Regions from separate parts of the Homo sapiens genome. Here region 1 is linked to region 2. Evidence: chromatin loops called from intact Hi-C (ENCODE). Cell type or tissue: GM12878. All regions are shown on one strand. Each heading gives the region's core, and the rest is flanking DNA. Links, peaks and the distances in the headings are about the cores only.

Region 1 (8,343 bases), core at 165-8,164, 150 kb before region 2:
GCCTTCCAGGACACCGCATGCTCCTTGTTTTTTTCTTACCTCACTGCATGCTCTTTCTTGTCTCCTTTGCAGGTTTTTCCTCATCCCCTCATGTTGTAGTTCTGGAAAGCCTCGGAGCTCACTCTTTGGGCATCTTCTTCATCTATACTGGCTCCCATGGTGACTTCATTGATTCACAAGAGTCCAGCTCCACTCCATAACTCTTCTCTGCATTCCAGATTCCTATATTGCACTGCCTACTTGATATCACTATTTGAAAGTCTAATAGATTTCTCCAATTTAGAATGTGCAAAGCTAAACTTCTAACCTTCAGTCCCACACATCTGCTCCTCCTTCAGCCTTCTCTTGTTTGTTGCTAACACCAAAAATCGTGGAACCATGTTTGATTCCTTTCTTTCTCTCACTCTCATCAAATCAATCAGCAACCTGATAATTTTTCTTCAAAACATATTGAGGATTCTCGACCGCTCATCATCTCTATCATTATCATTGTGGTCAAAGCCACCATCAGCTTTCATATGGACAGTAGCAACAGCCTCCTGTTCTTCCTTCCACACCTCCCCTCCCACAACAGTCTGTTTCCAATTAGCAGCCAGAGTAATATTTTTAAAACAAAAATAAAGTAACTTAACTCCTCTGTTCCAAATCCTTTAATTGTTTTGCATCATAATCTAGGGACAGCCACAGTCCCTTCAGTGGCCTATAAGACTTTGCACAATCTGGCCTTGTTGCTTGTCTACTATGAACTTCTGCTATTCTGCCTATCCCCGTCCTTCATTCACTTTCAGCCAGCTGGCCTCTTTGCTGTTCCTCAAGGCATACCAGACACCCTCCCACCTCAGGACCTTTCCCTCTATCTAACTTTCTTCAGGGATCCACTCACCTGCCTTGCTTCTTCATCTTCTTTAGATCTGTGCACCAATGTCTCATCAGGGAGGCGTCCATACCAAGCCTATTTAAAATTGAACCTGCTTTTCTTGGCATTCCATTCCTCTATTCTGCTCTGTTTTTCTCCATTAAAGCAACCACCATATGGCAAACTATGCATCTTATTTATGTTATCATTTATTTTCCCTCATTAGAATGTAAGCTCCACGAGGGCAGGGATTTTTTGAGTGTTTTGTTCACTGCAACATACTCCATACCTAAACAAGTATCTGGCACCAAGCACTCAGTAAATATTTCCTGGGTTTGAATATAAATCCCTGAAGCTTGATTTAACACTGGAAATTATGGCTCTTTGTCAGACAAATGCTGATCTGACACCAGGCATTAATGGAAAGGCAATTAGAACAACATGACTTAGTTGAAGGTAAGAAAGTTTCAGTGTAACTGTGGAAAGGTAATTGAATATAATGCAAAAGAGAAGAATGAATTAGTTAAAGTATAAAAGTGTCTGAATAATCTTTATACTTCAGTAATAATAAATGGCCATATTTGGGGGAAAAGTAGGCTATACATTTACCAAGACACTTACTATAACTTTTCATCATCATGATATCTACGGAGCTGTCTGGTTGTAAAACTTTACACAAAAGTAAATTTACCATAAATGGAAAGAAACAATAATAATAATGCTTTACAACCTGCAGGGCCCTATTATACACATTAGCTTTACACTCTGGGGTAGCAGGGGTGGTTCATATTATACCAATTTTGCAGATGCAAATAGTGAGGCTGAGGGCAGTTAAGAGGTTGCTCAGCCAGTGGAGTGATTGATCTGAGGCTCAAATCCAGATCAATCTAAAGTCCATGCTTATTTCATCACACTCTTGTATTCAGCATGTTGTCCTGGAGCCATGGAGTGCTCAGTAAAATGCCAAGTACTCGGTAAACTAACTTAGGTGATGCACACCATATTGCAAGTTTGAACAACAAATTTTACCTGTCACTGAACTACAAATTTCAAGTGAAGGTGAAATAATGTTAATCTGCATGTAATTATTTAACTTTCTGATCACCTGCATTTTGGCAGGCAAGACGGACTGCCCCCTTTACGATAATCAGCTAATAAATCCCCATGATTGTTACACTTTTATGCAGAGCAGTAATCTGAACAAATTGGCTGCTGACAGCTGTGGTAAATTGCCAAGAATGAGTGCTGTCAGGGAACAAGTTGTTTTTATGAATGTGCAGAATAAGTAAATCCTGTGTCATGCAATTTTATTCAGTTGGAGTTATTTGCAATCCAATATAGCAAGATTTACAGCATTATTTATTAGTGTGCCAAATGCTTGTTTATCTTTAAAGTGGCGTTGATTTGGGGTACATATATTTTAGGTTGGTGAATTGCTACTGACTTCGTTGCATTGTTCTCAGGGCCTAGGCATTTGGTGCTACCCATGACAACTAAATGCTACCAATGTACGCTTGAGTCAAGGGCTTAATTTTAACGAAATTCTTATTAATGGTATATGATAAGAAAAATATATTCTGAATTGGTAAGTTCTGGGTGAAGAACAAATGCTTTCAAAATCTACAGCCATAAAAATAAATCTATGGCTCTCTCTAATGCTGAAGAGAAGAGAATGTGAACTGTTTAGATGAACACAAATGTGTGTTCAAGTTTCATGTGGCAAATGAGGAAAATAGCCTTTGACTTTGGATAAAAACCAAACTAATGTTTTCTTAATGTTGAAAGTCAATACATTTGAGCATTTGACACTCCATAGATTCTGATTTGGAATGTTTTTTATCTGTGACACCAAAACTACAATGCTTCCTTTACTTTCTACATAAATAAGAGCAGGAGAAATCCTACTGCATTATTAATCTGAAAGCACAAGGACAGCTAGTCAGAAAATTCTAAACTGAAGAGAGTTTAAAAAAAACATTGTATTTTACTATTTTTTTTTACTAATGATTGAGTGAAATAGTTCATTAGGGAGATAGGCAATATTTAAATAAAGAATGGAGTTTGTCGTTGATTTTCGTCTTGGTTTTTCATAAACTCAACCTAAACAAAATATATTAGGATTTTAATCCCTTTTCTTTCATGAGTTACTGTTTGTTCTTCTGAAGATTTTCTCAGAAAGGCTGTACTCATTGTAATATTTTAAAAATAATTGGCAAAGTTCTCAAAGACAGTTACCATACACTGCTGTATGTATAGTGTGTAGTTTACCTTCAAGTCAATGAATAGGGAATTATAGAAGTTTGCAGAAGTATACCCAGGTAAATCAATCTCCCCAGAGAGAGTTGAACAGTGACAACTTCTAACAACAGAAAGGCAATAACAGCATTTAGCATTTTGTGATGTCAGAGATAGAGTAAAAACTTCTGCATAGTCATGGAACTTGAAAACACTTCAGCAGCTACATATTGAATCTTTTTAATGCAAACATTTCAAAGAGTCATATATTATATCAATTTATAATATAAGATGTTATATTATGCAAATGTAAAGTAGTTCTCATATATTAAGAAATCTCAAAAAGCTTCATACATGTATTATTCAATTTGCTAAAAATTATGTAAAATTGTGCTTTTTAAAACCCCCTCTCATAGAGGCATGTCTTCCCATTCTGAGTGTTTTATGTTTCAATGTTCTGCCAATCATGATGGCTTCAAAATCTCATTAGTTAGTACTTTAAGGCATAATATATACTTAGAAGTATATATTAAAGAGAGCAGATATAAATTTCCTCTTGATAATTTTGGATTGTTTTGGCAGATCTCTTGCCGGATCTGATTCTAGTACCACTGCTTTGTGAGCTATATCGTGGCTGACATAGAGCTCAAGTAGGGTAGAAGTGTCGGCTCGGCAGATTCTTGTTTATCATTGCTGTTCACTTGTGCTTGTTCAATTAGTGTTATCTTCTATCCACAGTTCCTTTGGTGGGATCTTTTAAAGCCAATTGTCCATTTTGTGAGGATTAGTTTAGTTAAAAATTAGATTATATAATCTCTAAATCCACTTAATAGGGCATGTATGAACTGCAATTCAGGAAAGGCGAGTGAGCCCCAAAGGGTGCCACTGTTGACCCCTTCGTGTTAGCCATGAAGCTCCTATGCCTCCCTCAAAATACTTGAGGCCTATGTGATGTATGAGCCACCTGTGTTCATGTATTAGAGACTGATGAGGCTTCATTTCTGTCTTATTTTTACGTTAAAAAATAATTGCAAATAGTTCTAACATGTACTTTCTGTACCCCCACGGGACTCATACGAACACACCCAGGGTGCTAATCACAAGACTGTTTCATCTAGAAAGGAATGTTATGAGTCACTGGTTCAGAGACAGCAGATGGAAAGGCAGGGGAGAAAAACGGTGATCAGAACACTGAGATTTTTCTCCTTGAACTTTTAGAGGATAACATCACCCCATAAAGATGATGAATATTCCTTTCACATGATTAAATAGTTCAAATGTATATAGTTTTTTTTTTTTAATGCAGAGAACTTCAAGCTCTGATATGGAAGTCAGGAAACATGGTTCAAGTTCTTGCCATCACTTAATTTTTCTAAGTCTTATTTTTCTCACTCTCTGAGGTACCATCCCAGACAGTGGGAGTGAGAGAGAAAGAACATGAGTCAGGGAATACTAGGAAGCATTTGTAGAATGAGGGAAAGTAACTCTAAAATTGATTTGGTTTGTCTCTGTGTCCCCACCCAAATCTCATCTTGAACTGTAGCTCCCATAATTTCCATTGTGTGGGAGGGACCCGGGTGGAAGGTGATTGAATCATGGGGTGGGTCTTTCCCATGGTGTGCTTGTGATAGTGAATTAGACTCATGAGATCTGATGGTTTTATAAAGGGGAGTTCCCCTGAACATGCCCTCTTGCCTGCCACCTTAGAAGGCATAACTTTGCTCCTCATTCGCCTTCTGCCATGATTGTGAGGCCTCCCCAGCCGTGTGGAACTGTGAGTCAATTAAACCTGTTTCCTATATAAATTACCCAGTGTTGGGTGTGTCTTTATTAGCAGCGTCAGAACAGACTAATACAAAAATCTGTTTTAGATTTGAGTCTGTTCTTGTTATTCTGTTGATTCATTAATTGATGAGTTGAATTTGATGCAGATCACTTGAATTTTCAAATATCAAATTAAGGCAAATGTGATAGTATAACTAGATAATACATTTACATAGCACTTTCAACTTTTCAAAGTACTTTTTCATCCATGATTCCTGTGTTCTTACAATTCTCTGCAAAGAGAAGGCATTTTTTTAAAAATTTCCATTCAATAAATGAGGAAAGCTGAAGTACAAAGAGTTTAAGTGACTTTCTTAATATCACAATACTAATGAATAATCAGGATTTATTAAAATTTCTGTTTTCTGAACCCCCAGCCATGGACTCTGATGCCAAATAACTTTCTTCAAAGTAACACAGAATCTGTGCTCATTCTGAAGTAAGGATCTGAGAAACCTGAAGGTTTAGAAGGGGCTGAATCTCCAAATCTAAAAGGACCTGAGACATAAGCACTTAATGAATAGTTAATGAAAGAATTAATTAATGAGTGAGTGAAATGAGTATTGGGGAGAAGTCAAACCACTTTCTAGGAGACAATATAGAAGTGGTAGAATGAGCACATTACACACTAGCACTGGCTCTGCCACTGTCAAGCATTGTCACCAAGGATAAATTATTGAGCCTCCATTTCCTTGTCCATAGTACTTTAATACTTACAGTGCACCAGCTATGTTCCAGTTGGTGTGCCACGTGCTGAGAATAAGATATTGTTCCTGCCCTTGAGGCATTTCAGGATATTAAGAAAGACAGCTGCAAGTTATTTCAATGAGAATTGGTAAAAAATTAGCCATGCAAAAATGAGATACATCATCTCAGGCTGAGGGCATGCCTTGTCCAAACATAAAGAAACAGGTGCGTTCTAGCATGGATGTTGGGAGGATTATAAGGCTTCTGGAATGATAAGTTGTAAGTGAGAATGCATCAGCAAGTGACACATAAGCTGATGGTAAGTCATGGAGGGTACTGTTGACTAGCTAAGGATATCTCGTAAATAGTGCAAAGCCAGGGAGGGACATGGTCAAGTTTGTGTTGTAGACATCCATACAGAGAGGGTTGGACTGTAGCAATGGTTTTTGCCTTAAGCCAGTTTCTCAAGAAAAATGGAGCACGAGGCAATGATTGAGTGCTGGTGCTTTATTAGGAGGTACCATCCCAGACAGTGAGAGTGAGAAAGAAAGAACATGAGGCAGGGAATACTAGGAAGAAATGCAAGGAAATATATTCATGGATTGGTCACTGTTTCTGGTATTTCAGAGATATAGCTGGTTGCTTAGCAGGTGCATCCATATGGCCACATGTGCACAGGCCATATGGAGAATTATGTTTTGGAACAGTTTGTGAAAGGGAAGAGGTGTGGGACATTGTCTTCCCATCTCCTATTACATTGATCACAGTTCACCCTACAAGGAGATAACTTCTGCATTGTTTCATGCAGCTTCCTTGGCAGTTGATCTGGGAGCCAGATACAATCTTCACAGTGTGGCTTCCTATCGAAGTGCAGAAGTGGCTTTAGAAGCCAGAAACTCAAAAGTATATGGCGGCTAGGCCTGGATGCACCTTGGCAGAAATGGGGAGTGCCTAGCTCATTTGGGACAGTGAAAGATCAGCCAGCCCTAGGTGGGAGACCCATGAGGACCCAAGCACAGTCAGTTGGTCATGGGTTTGGGATGAAGAGCAGCCCTTTGGGGAGGCATAGCCAAAGGAGCAGCTGAGGCAAAGCGAACAGCTGAGGACTCAGGAGACCATGGCTCCAGGAGAGCCTAGGGAGCTATATAAGCTGTGTCATGTAAGTTTTCAAACCACACATATAGAACCATCAGTATAAAACAGATGTCAGGAGAGCTGCTCTGTGAACCAAAGAGGATAGTCAGTCTATACCCCTTTTTCTCACACTGCCACCCATAGTGGCACACCCTACTGCTCTTTGCAATACAATTTGAAATTAGATGAGATGAGATGCCTTCTTACACCAACATTCAAGTTTTTTTAGCAATACATCTGAGGAATACTATTTCATTGCCTATAAGATAATTTTGTTCTCTTAGCTTTTTGATTTGTGGAATTGCAAAGAAAGGAAGATGCAGCAAATGTAAACATACAGTTACAACAAATTGTGGAATTTGAGGGTTTGAGAATTTAAAGTTCATCTGCAGATGAGAAAACTGAAATCCAAGAGGATAAGTTATCTTGAAAGAGGTCACATGACTAATTAATGTAAGACTGAGGTCTAGAACCAAGGGAATCTGACTCCCAAACCCGGGACTTTTCTCTGTGTATGTATCTGTGAACATATTTTTGGAATTCATAAATTTGTTTTGATGCTTTTTAAATTTTGCATTTTTATCTTGGTAACAATATAAAACCATTACTGTATACCTATCCTGAACCACCTGGATGACCACTTCTTACTTCTATATTCAAACAGTAGTGAAACCTCCCTTTGTTCAGGACATAACAGTACAGGTGAGCCAAATATAGAAGAATCTACCCCATAGCAGTTAGTACTGTATTCACATTGCACCAGACTATGTTGGAAGAGTTCCATCCTTGAACATATTTGTTCAAAAGTTATGAGGGGGTAGCAAATGCTTTTTCCTCAGCCAACGCCAGCAACAATATGATTTGATACCCATCAGTAAAGCTTTAAGTTTATCCTCAAGCCAACAAGAAAACTTTGCTTAGTTACAGGTGACACTTCATTTAAAATGGCATCTTACTCTCGAGTAGAATATTTAGATAAATAAGAGATCCAAATAACCTTAACTAGCACAAAGAACCTTGAAGTCATTAAATACTTTCTTGGCTGATATATTTATGAAAATGGGCATTCTCTACATTGGAATTATTAAAGTCAAAATTCTGAAACACTGAATATAGCACAGGACCTGAGATAAACTATTTCTATGAGTACACCCAATACTGAAATTTTAATTGTTACAGAAAAGCATAATATTCCCTATACATTTATATTGTTAATTTAAATTTATTAGTTTCATAGTTTCAAAATTCAATTTATAAATTTTTCTTAATCATCTTATAAGAACAATAACTTACAGCCTTCTTCTCTGGTTTATATATATTTTTAAAGCATAAAAATAACATATTTTCATACTTGGAAACTGAGATAATTCTTTCTGTTAAAAATAAGTCCAGGCACAAAGAGGGGAACGACACTGGGGCCTCCTTGAGGGCAGAGTTTGGGAGGAGGGAGAAGATCAGAAAAAGTAACTATTGAGTACTAGGCTTAGCACCTGGGTTACAAAATAATCTGTACAACAAGACCCTGTGACAGGAGAGTTTATGTATATTACAAACCTGCACATGTGCCCACCAAAACCTAAAATAAAAGTTTGGGGGAAAAAGTCGGC
Region 2 (8,343 bases), core at 108-8,107:
GTGTCCATGTGTTCTCATTGTTCAATTCCCATCTATGAGTGAGAACATGCGGTGTTTGGTTTTTTGTAAGGCGACTGGTAAGTATGGATCGAGAATCGTGGCTTATTTCATCTGGAACGTTGATCCTAGAACAAAAGACAAGTCATTAAGTGATTCAGCTCCCCCTTCTCTGTTCCTTCATGCAGCATTGTGCGCAATCAAGGACACATGCCATTCAACAACGGCTCTGCTTTGCTGACACTCTCAAAGTCATTCTTTCACAGCTGTCAGGGCTCTGTACGCTTTATGCATTCCTTCTGGGCACTTGATCCTCACATTCCACCAGGCAGGAGAAGCAAGCACTTGAACAAAAGGAAGCAAGGACTCAGCTTCCCGGAGGTCAGGGCTATAGCCCTCGCACATATTAATAAACTGCCATTTACATTCTCCAGGTCACTTTTATTAGGCTTTCAAGGTCACCTGCCTTTGAGAAGTCTTAGAATTTTTTTTCTTCATGCTCATCCTCACCCCCTGTCTCCACCCCACCTTGCCCCTTCTCTCATACACTATCTCATATGCCTGGGCTCTGTAGAAGGAAATTAAACTGTGATTTGGTATGCTAAATTACCTGAACTAAAAACTATAATTTGCAATATTATTAAGTCATCACTGTCATGGATTTCAGTTTCTTTCTGTTTAAACCCCTAACTCATAGCATCATTTTTTCTATTACTAAAGGAGAAAAGGAGAGAAAGGCCCTTGGTCGCTCTACTGACTTATCACTCTGTCAGGAAAGTTATATTATGCTTCTGAGTGATTACTTCAGCCCGGCCAGTATTTAGTTAAAACCTCCACCTTGCATTCAAGGTGTGCTTGTTCTTGTTTAAGGGCATATAGGAGAGATATGGGGACTGTTGGGTCAGTTGCAGGGATTAGAAAGTCCACAATTCTCTTTCCAAAGGAATCCTGCCCAGGTTTCGGTTCTGGATGACGGGGACATTTCCTTTTTGTATGCTACTCCCAGTCCTTTTGGAAAGACTTGGATATTTCCTGCTAGCTGGCAGCATCGATGGCCTTCACAATCACCAGATGCTTAATCCCCTTTTGCCATATTCTCTGTGTTGCTGCTTTGAATTAGGCATCAGTATTTTCTGTAAGAATAGACCAGTCAAGATGACTAGGTTTTGCTGCAGTAATAACTGCAAGTCTTGGGGGCTTAAGACCACAATGCTTTTTTCTTGCTTATACTATCTGTCGATCCAGGATGGGCAGAGGGGACTTCATGCCACATCTTTGTTGTCACCCTCACGTTAAGCCCTAAGCTCAAATGTTTTGCTGTTTGAAATACTGCCAGTCACCATGTTGGAAAGAGAAGCACTGGCTCTTAAAGCTTCCTCCTAGAAGAGACATAGACCATTTCTGTTTGCCTTTCATTGGTCAGAGCAAGTCACTTTTAGCAGATAAGGAAGTGCAGTCCTACTACAAGCCCAAAAAGAGATGGCCAGAATATTTGTATATGACCTTAATGATTATACAATTGTCTAGTAGGTTTATGATTCTAAAATAATGAAAGGAGAGAATGAGAATAAAAACCAAGTTTCATTTGCCCCCCAGATATGTAATTTGAACCATTGAGAAAATAATGCTTCCCCCTGTACGTCAATAACATGACAAAAGCAAAGTGCAGACTTTGGTAACTAGGGGAACAGCAATGATGAGATATGATCACGGGTTCTTGTGGCGGGTAGCTCCCTCTGCGACTGCCTAGGCATAAACAATAGCATAAGGTGGGATGTACTCTGTAATATGTCAGCACTGATCTAGGGAAAGGGAACAAGGGACTGGAATATGCTATTTTCTGTCTTTTTCTCATTCAGCAAGTTCTTCTCTCTCTTTCTCATTCAGCAAGTTTTCTACTAAAGGACGTAGATTTTACCAAGTGATTGTACAGACTGAAGTAATAGTTTTTCGGGCTCTGGAGTCAGACTTCTTTTAGTTTAGATCCCAGCTTCATTTGGTACCTAAATGATCTTGGGTAAACTGCTTAACCTCTCTGTAGCCTCATTGCTTCCATGTGTGGAGTGGATATAGTAACAGTGCTTACCTTACAGCATTGATAAAATGTATTTATAGCTCTTGGCCCAAGGCTTTAGAGATGTTCTCTAGCAGGAGAATCACTGAATTTCATTATTCACTTAATACCAATAACTATAGATTCTGAAATTTGGGAAAAGTAGCTCATTTTCCACTGCCTTGATATTTTTTTTTTTTTTTTTTTTTTTTTTTTTTTTGAGATGAAGTCTTGCTCTGTCACCCAGGCTGGAGTGCAGTGGCACGATGTCAGCTTACTGCAACCTCCACTTCCCAGGTTCAAGTGATTCTCCTGCCTCAGCCTCCTGAGCAGCTGGGATTACAGGCACATGCCAGCATGCCCGGCTAATTTTTGTATTTTTAGTAGAGACAGGGTTTCGCCATGTTGGCCAGGCTGGTTTTGAACTACTGACCTCAGGTGATCTGTCTACCTTGGCCCCCCAAAGTGCTGGGATTACAGACGTGAGCCACCACAGCTGGCCGATAAGATGTTTTAAATATTTCTTTCATTCTTCAAAAGTAGGTTCCAGGGCACAGGGTTGCATATATCTTAAGTGCCAGGGGATACCACCTAATAAGACACTATTGCAGGTGTTTTTTGCTGAGTCATCCACAGCAAAGGGTACATCTGTCTGTGCAAAGGAAATACTTTTTTCTGTAGTCTTCTTGATGATAGATTGGCCTAGCAAAAATTTTACAGGCTGGTGAGGATTCTGAACTTTCAAGGTTTGTCTAGTTATTTAAATATGATGCATATAACCTAATAAGACATAGATGCTCAGAATCAAAACATAACTTCAGATCATCACATAAGTCAAGGACAAGAATGCTCTGGGGCCACAATTACAGCAGAAGCATCAAAAAACAAAACAAAACTGTATTTCTTGACCTTCTAGTGTCAGCTCATCTCCCAGGCTTCTAATTGCATTGAGCGCTATTGCAGACGGTGGCCAGTCTGTGTAGTCAGTCCACCGTGTCCAGTCAAGGTAATATCCTCTTGGATAGTAAAATATATGAGGTTCAATTTGCTTCTCTTTTTCTACTTAGTTTGAAGACTCAACAGAGAGCTGGAAATGTAGTGCTACAGTGCTTCTGGCTCAAGAAAGTCTTTTTGGAATCTATTAGTATCATCAGTGTCCTGAGACAATCGAGAAACTTAGAGTGCTGATAACTATGCTCAAAAAGTAAATGTGCAAGGCAATGTTAACTATATTTTCCATTACATTCCAAGTCTATTAATAGAAAGAACAAAGATCAGAGAATAAAAACTTGCCCCACAGAAATTTTATTTCCAGTCAAAGATTTGAATCTAAATTTTTCAGAGCATGGGACTAAAGAGATCAGGCAATCATGGGTTTTGTCCTGTAGCCACAAAGGATGTATGTACCTATTTAACCATGTCAAAATGTTTCCTGGTAAACTAGGGGGCCAGGTTAGAAAGTTGGCAGGGAGCCATGTACTCAGAACTACTCTGAGAAGCCTTAACGGACTGCTGTCTCGACAATGTTTCAGTAGTTCCACAGTCGTCACCCTGTGCTCTTTAGCAAGCTCTGAGTCCTAACTGTACATGCAACTGGCATGTGTTTATCTAGTCTGGAAAATGCTTTCCTATAAAAGATGAAGAAACTGAGTTTAAAAGTCCACATACCTTTGGAAGACACAGAAGATGGAATAAAACCCACATCAAATTACAGAAACCTAATCATCTGGGTCAAACAGTATAATTTGTCAATAGTATCAAAACTTCCTTATGGTTTCTTTCTTGAGACAGAGTTGCACTCTTGTCACCCAGTCTGGAGTGCAATGGCACAATCTCAGCTCGCTGCAACCTCTGACTCCTGGGTTCAAGCAATTATTTTGCCTCAGCCTCCCAAGTACCTGGGATTACAGGCGCGCGCCACTACGCCGAGCAATTTTTATACTTTTAGTAGAGACGGGATTTCACCACATTGGCCAGACTGGTCTCAAACTCCTGACCTCAGATGATCCACCTGTCTTGGCCTCCCAAGGTGCTGGGTTTACAGGCGTGAGCCACCATGCCTGGCCTCCTTATAATTTCAGAAGCTCAATTTATTACAGAATAATTACCCCCATCCAGTTAGTATAATAGTTAAAGACCACTAACCCACCAATCAGAAGACCTCGATTCTAGATCCGCCTCTGTTGCAATCTGGACTTTACCTCTCTTAGCTTTATATATGAAAAGGATTATTTGGGCTAGAACAGAAGTCAGTAAACTACAGTCCACAGGCCAAATTCAGCCAACTGTAAATAAAGTTTTATTGGCATACAACTACACCCATTTGTTTTCTTACTATCTACGGCTGCTTTCATGCTTTCAATGAAGGGGTGAATAGCGGCAACACAGATTATGTGGCCTGGAACACCTAAAATATTTACTATTTAGCCCTTTACAGAAAAAAAAATTACTTCTGAATTGGAAGCTATCCAAGAGATAGCTCCTCTGTCTCCTCATCTGCAAAATGGGAACAAAAATAATACTTGCCTCATAAGATTATGAGGATTAAATGATGGTTCTTAATACAGTTTCTACATAGGAAATGATAGGTAACATATAATTATATAACTGTTAAAATGGTGAGCATGACCATTGTCAGAATTGTAGCAATCAGTTTTCCATTACAGAAAAAATACTTGCTGCTGTCGTGCTATGCTACGATATTACATGGAACAGAAAAGATGGCAGTTCACACACAGAACTCCTGGACAACTGAAATAACAAAATCCAGTACAGGCAGAAGATATGGATAAAGGCAAACTGTATCTCCAGCCTAAAAAAAAAGCTGGAAACCTACATTATCTAATTATCAACCTGATACTTGAGCTAGACTTTGAAGGCTAAGTCAGATTCAAACAAGCCAAAAGAGGAACTTAAAGGTATTCAAGGTCAAGGGGAAGTGGAATTCCCAAGAGGCCTTGAGAGGGCAGTTTGTAGAAGAATTTAGCCACAGCAAAATATACTGACGCAAGAGTTGTGAGTGACAGGGTAAGAATGGTTGGTTGGGACCAGGTTGTGGAGTTTTGAGCACTGGAGCAAGGAATGTAGACAGTTTCTTATGTGCATTGAGATCCACTGAAGTTTTCTGAACCTGAAAAATATTAGTATTTCTAGAATAATTTACCTATCTTTATGACATGGAATGCATGAGAAGACAAAGAAACAGGAAATTAAGTTCATTTTAAAGAGATGAATTTCAGTTTTGTCTGCACTATTACATTATAAAAATGTCTTATATTTGTTGTTTATATTTGTTCTTATTCCCCTTTGTAAAATTTCACTTAAGCCTACTTTACCTACTGTATTTAAAATGGAGTAGTAGCTAATGCACAAATATACAAATGAAGTCATGGTTTTTATTCTTTCTGTAACTACTTAAAGAGCATCATTTTACATATATCTCAAAACATTCATAATATTAGCACTTATTAGGGGTTTACCGTGTAAAAGATAGGAGAAAATGAGTCAAACATGAGTAACGCCTTCAATCTGGGAGGGGAAATAAATGACATAAAAGAATTAATAGAGGGCTGTGAGTCATTTGAGTATTCAGAAAGGAGTAGGAGGCAGAAAGGGCTCCAGTCAAGTGTGGCGGATATTGTCTACCCAGTGTTTATTTCCCCATTTTCCCTTGCTAATGGAAGACGGACTTTGTACATAATGACAAAGATTCTGCCTAAATCCTCAGTTTTCTAAGGTTTCATTGTATCTATGAATGACTCTTTAATATAGTTCTGGCCAAAGAGCTGGAAAAGGATGTGTTCCGGGGGTTTCTGGGAAAGTTTTTTACTTTCTTGATAACATAGGACAGATATTGCTGACTCCATCCTTCCCCCTCTCATCTACCTTTGAATGTGAATGCAATGCTTACAGCTGGGGCAGCCATATTAACACCATGAGGCAATAAACATAAGGATGAAGAAATGGAAAGACAGAAAGTTCTTAGGGCCCAAATGATCACTTTGAACATCTGGTACAATATCAATAACCTGACTTCTGAACTTCCTATTGCATGAGGAAAATTAACTCTACTACCTAATCTACTACTAGAATATTCTGTTGCTTGCAGCCGAGCACTTTGTGCTGCTTCTCTTCTGTAAATATGTTTTTCTTCAATGAGTACTTATTTCTTCAACACATTTTTCTTCAAGTTTCTATTAAGCACCTATGTGTCAGGCTCAGTGTTAGGCACTAGAAATAAATATAATGATGCCTCCCTTAATTTTTCTCTGCAAGAATACCTGATGATTTTGAAGATACTCAAATGGAGAACAGTAAAATGACTCTTTCCTCTCCACCTTTCTTTCATATCGCCTAACTGCCCTCTACCCCTACCAGCTCATCTGCAAAATGGGAATAAGAGACAAAAAGAGACAAAGTGAAAATGAGGCTAAAAGAAGTCAAATATATGTATTACACATGCCTCCTCCCCATTCTCCCAGAAGAAATGGAAACAAGTGGACACTCTGTAAGAGAACAGGAAAGCCAGTGCAGCTCCTTTATCCCTCCTCACATCTTGCACCAAAGAGCACACTCTCCGAGCTGTGGAGCAGCTATGGAATCTCCACCCAGAACATTATAATTGACCCATTTTGGGAAAAGGTTTGTTCACTTGTGGGCATACTGGTTATAGACAGAAAGGCATTATTAAGCAAGTCCTCAAACCTGAAGCCCTAAACTTCCCCTTAGACCTTGCTGCACTCAGGCGTATCCAGTAAGAAAACTATGGTCATGAGAAGTGGCTGGGAAACATTCTTACTCTCTGTGGGTGGGAGCATGTCATAGGACTACTCTGGAGTCTTCCTTCTCTTGTTGTTTCAACCATCTTAAAAGCAATGGTTATCTGACAAGAAATGCTGTGTTAAGGCTGTGCCCTTGGACTTGTCCAAGTTTGCACAGCACAGGCAGGGCAGGATTTGAATCCAATGTTAAAGCCCCTTACTGTATTTTGGGAAATGAGCTGAACACAGTTTTAGTCTTGGTATCAAATCTCGGGATGTAATCCAGTCAAGAACTACCTATTGGTGGCTGGGCGCGGTGGCTCACACCTGTAATCCCAGCACGTTGGAGGCCGAGACGGGCGGATCACCTGAGGTTGGGAGTTCGAGATCAGCCTGACCAACATGGAGAAGCCCCATCTCTACTAAAAATACAAAATACAAAAATTAGCCCAGTGTGGTGGCACACGCCTGTAATCCCAGCTACTCAGAAGGCTGAGGCGTGAGAATCCCTTGAACCTGGGAGACAGAGGTTGCAGTGAGCTGAGATGGCACCACTGCACTCCAGCCTGGGTGACAGAGCAAGACTCTGTCTCAAAAAAAAAAATGTTAGTGAAACCAAAACTGAGATCCATTTTCAGAACTTGACCAAGTTTGCATAACGCCAGCAGGGCAGGATTTGAATCCAGTGCTAAATCCCCTGTCCATCTAATTAGTCCGTTATCCATGCTTCTTGCTCCTTGCTCCCTGTGCATTTTAGAAGTACAGAGGCTGCTAACTGGCAGCTAAGGGGCTGAATTCAGCTGTGGACAGGATTTTAAAACAGTCTTCAAAAATCAGGAGAAGCTGAGCTCAACGGCTCACGCCTATAATCCGAGCACTTTGGGAGGCCAAGGTGGGTGGATCACTTCGGATCAGCCCAGGAGTTAGAGACCAGCCTGGGCAACATGGCAAAACAAACAAACAAACAAACAATAACATTAGCTGGGTGTGGTGGCGTGCATCTGTAGTTCCAGCTACTCCGGAAGCTGAGGTGGGAGGATCACTTGAGCCCGGGAAGCAGAGGTTGCAGTGAGCTGTGATGGTGCCACTGCACTCCACCTTGGGTGATGGAGCCACATCCTGACTCAGAAAAAGAACAAGAAAAATCAAGAGCTCTCATGGAAAAATGTGGATTTTGGCCGGGCACAGTGGCTCACACCTGTAATCCTAGCACTTTGGGAGACCGAGGTGGACAGATCACAAGGTCAGAAGATCGAGACCATCCTGGCTAACATGGTGAAACCCCGTCTCTACTAAAAATATACAAAAAATTAGCCGGGTGTGGTGGCAGGTGCCTGTAGTCCCAGCTACTCGGGAGGCTGAGGCAGGAGAATGGCGTGAACCCGGAAGGCGGAGCTTGCAGTGAGCCGAGATCGCGCCACTGCACTCGAGCCTGGGCGACAGAGGGAGACTCCATCTCAAAAAAAAAAAAAAAAAAAAAAAATGTGGATTTTGAGCTTCTCTTGAAAGACGGAAAGTTCTGGCAACATTGGG

Evidence for each region. Peaks named below come from ENCODE experiments on the same cell type or tissue, not always from the same donor. Only the 100,000 strongest peaks of a DNase experiment are listed, where the experiment ranks them.
Region 1: it touches region 2 in a loop (2.9-fold over the local background); 3 of 110 quality-filtered maps call a loop at or near these places.

Annotation. Positions count from the first base shown.
Region 1 is chr5:94,897,662-94,906,004 of GRCh38, reverse strand. All of the region lies in intron 10 of MCTP1 (multiple C2 and transmembrane domain containing 1), which reads left to right. Among named protein-coding and RNA genes, the nearest start is that of MCTP1-AS1, 77 kb to the left of the region's middle. In GM12878, for the core only: no CTCF peak of the experiment used is centred there; a DNase peak (open chromatin) is centred at 4,174.
Region 2 is chr5:94,743,582-94,751,924 of GRCh38, reverse strand. The region is part of intron 19 of MCTP1 (multiple C2 and transmembrane domain containing 1); the gene reads left to right. Among named protein-coding and RNA genes, the nearest start is that of SLF1, 130 kb to the right of the region's middle. In GM12878, for the core only: no CTCF peak of the experiment used is centred there; DNase peaks (open chromatin) are centred at 5,014 and 5,624; H3K27ac peaks cover 1,979 bases.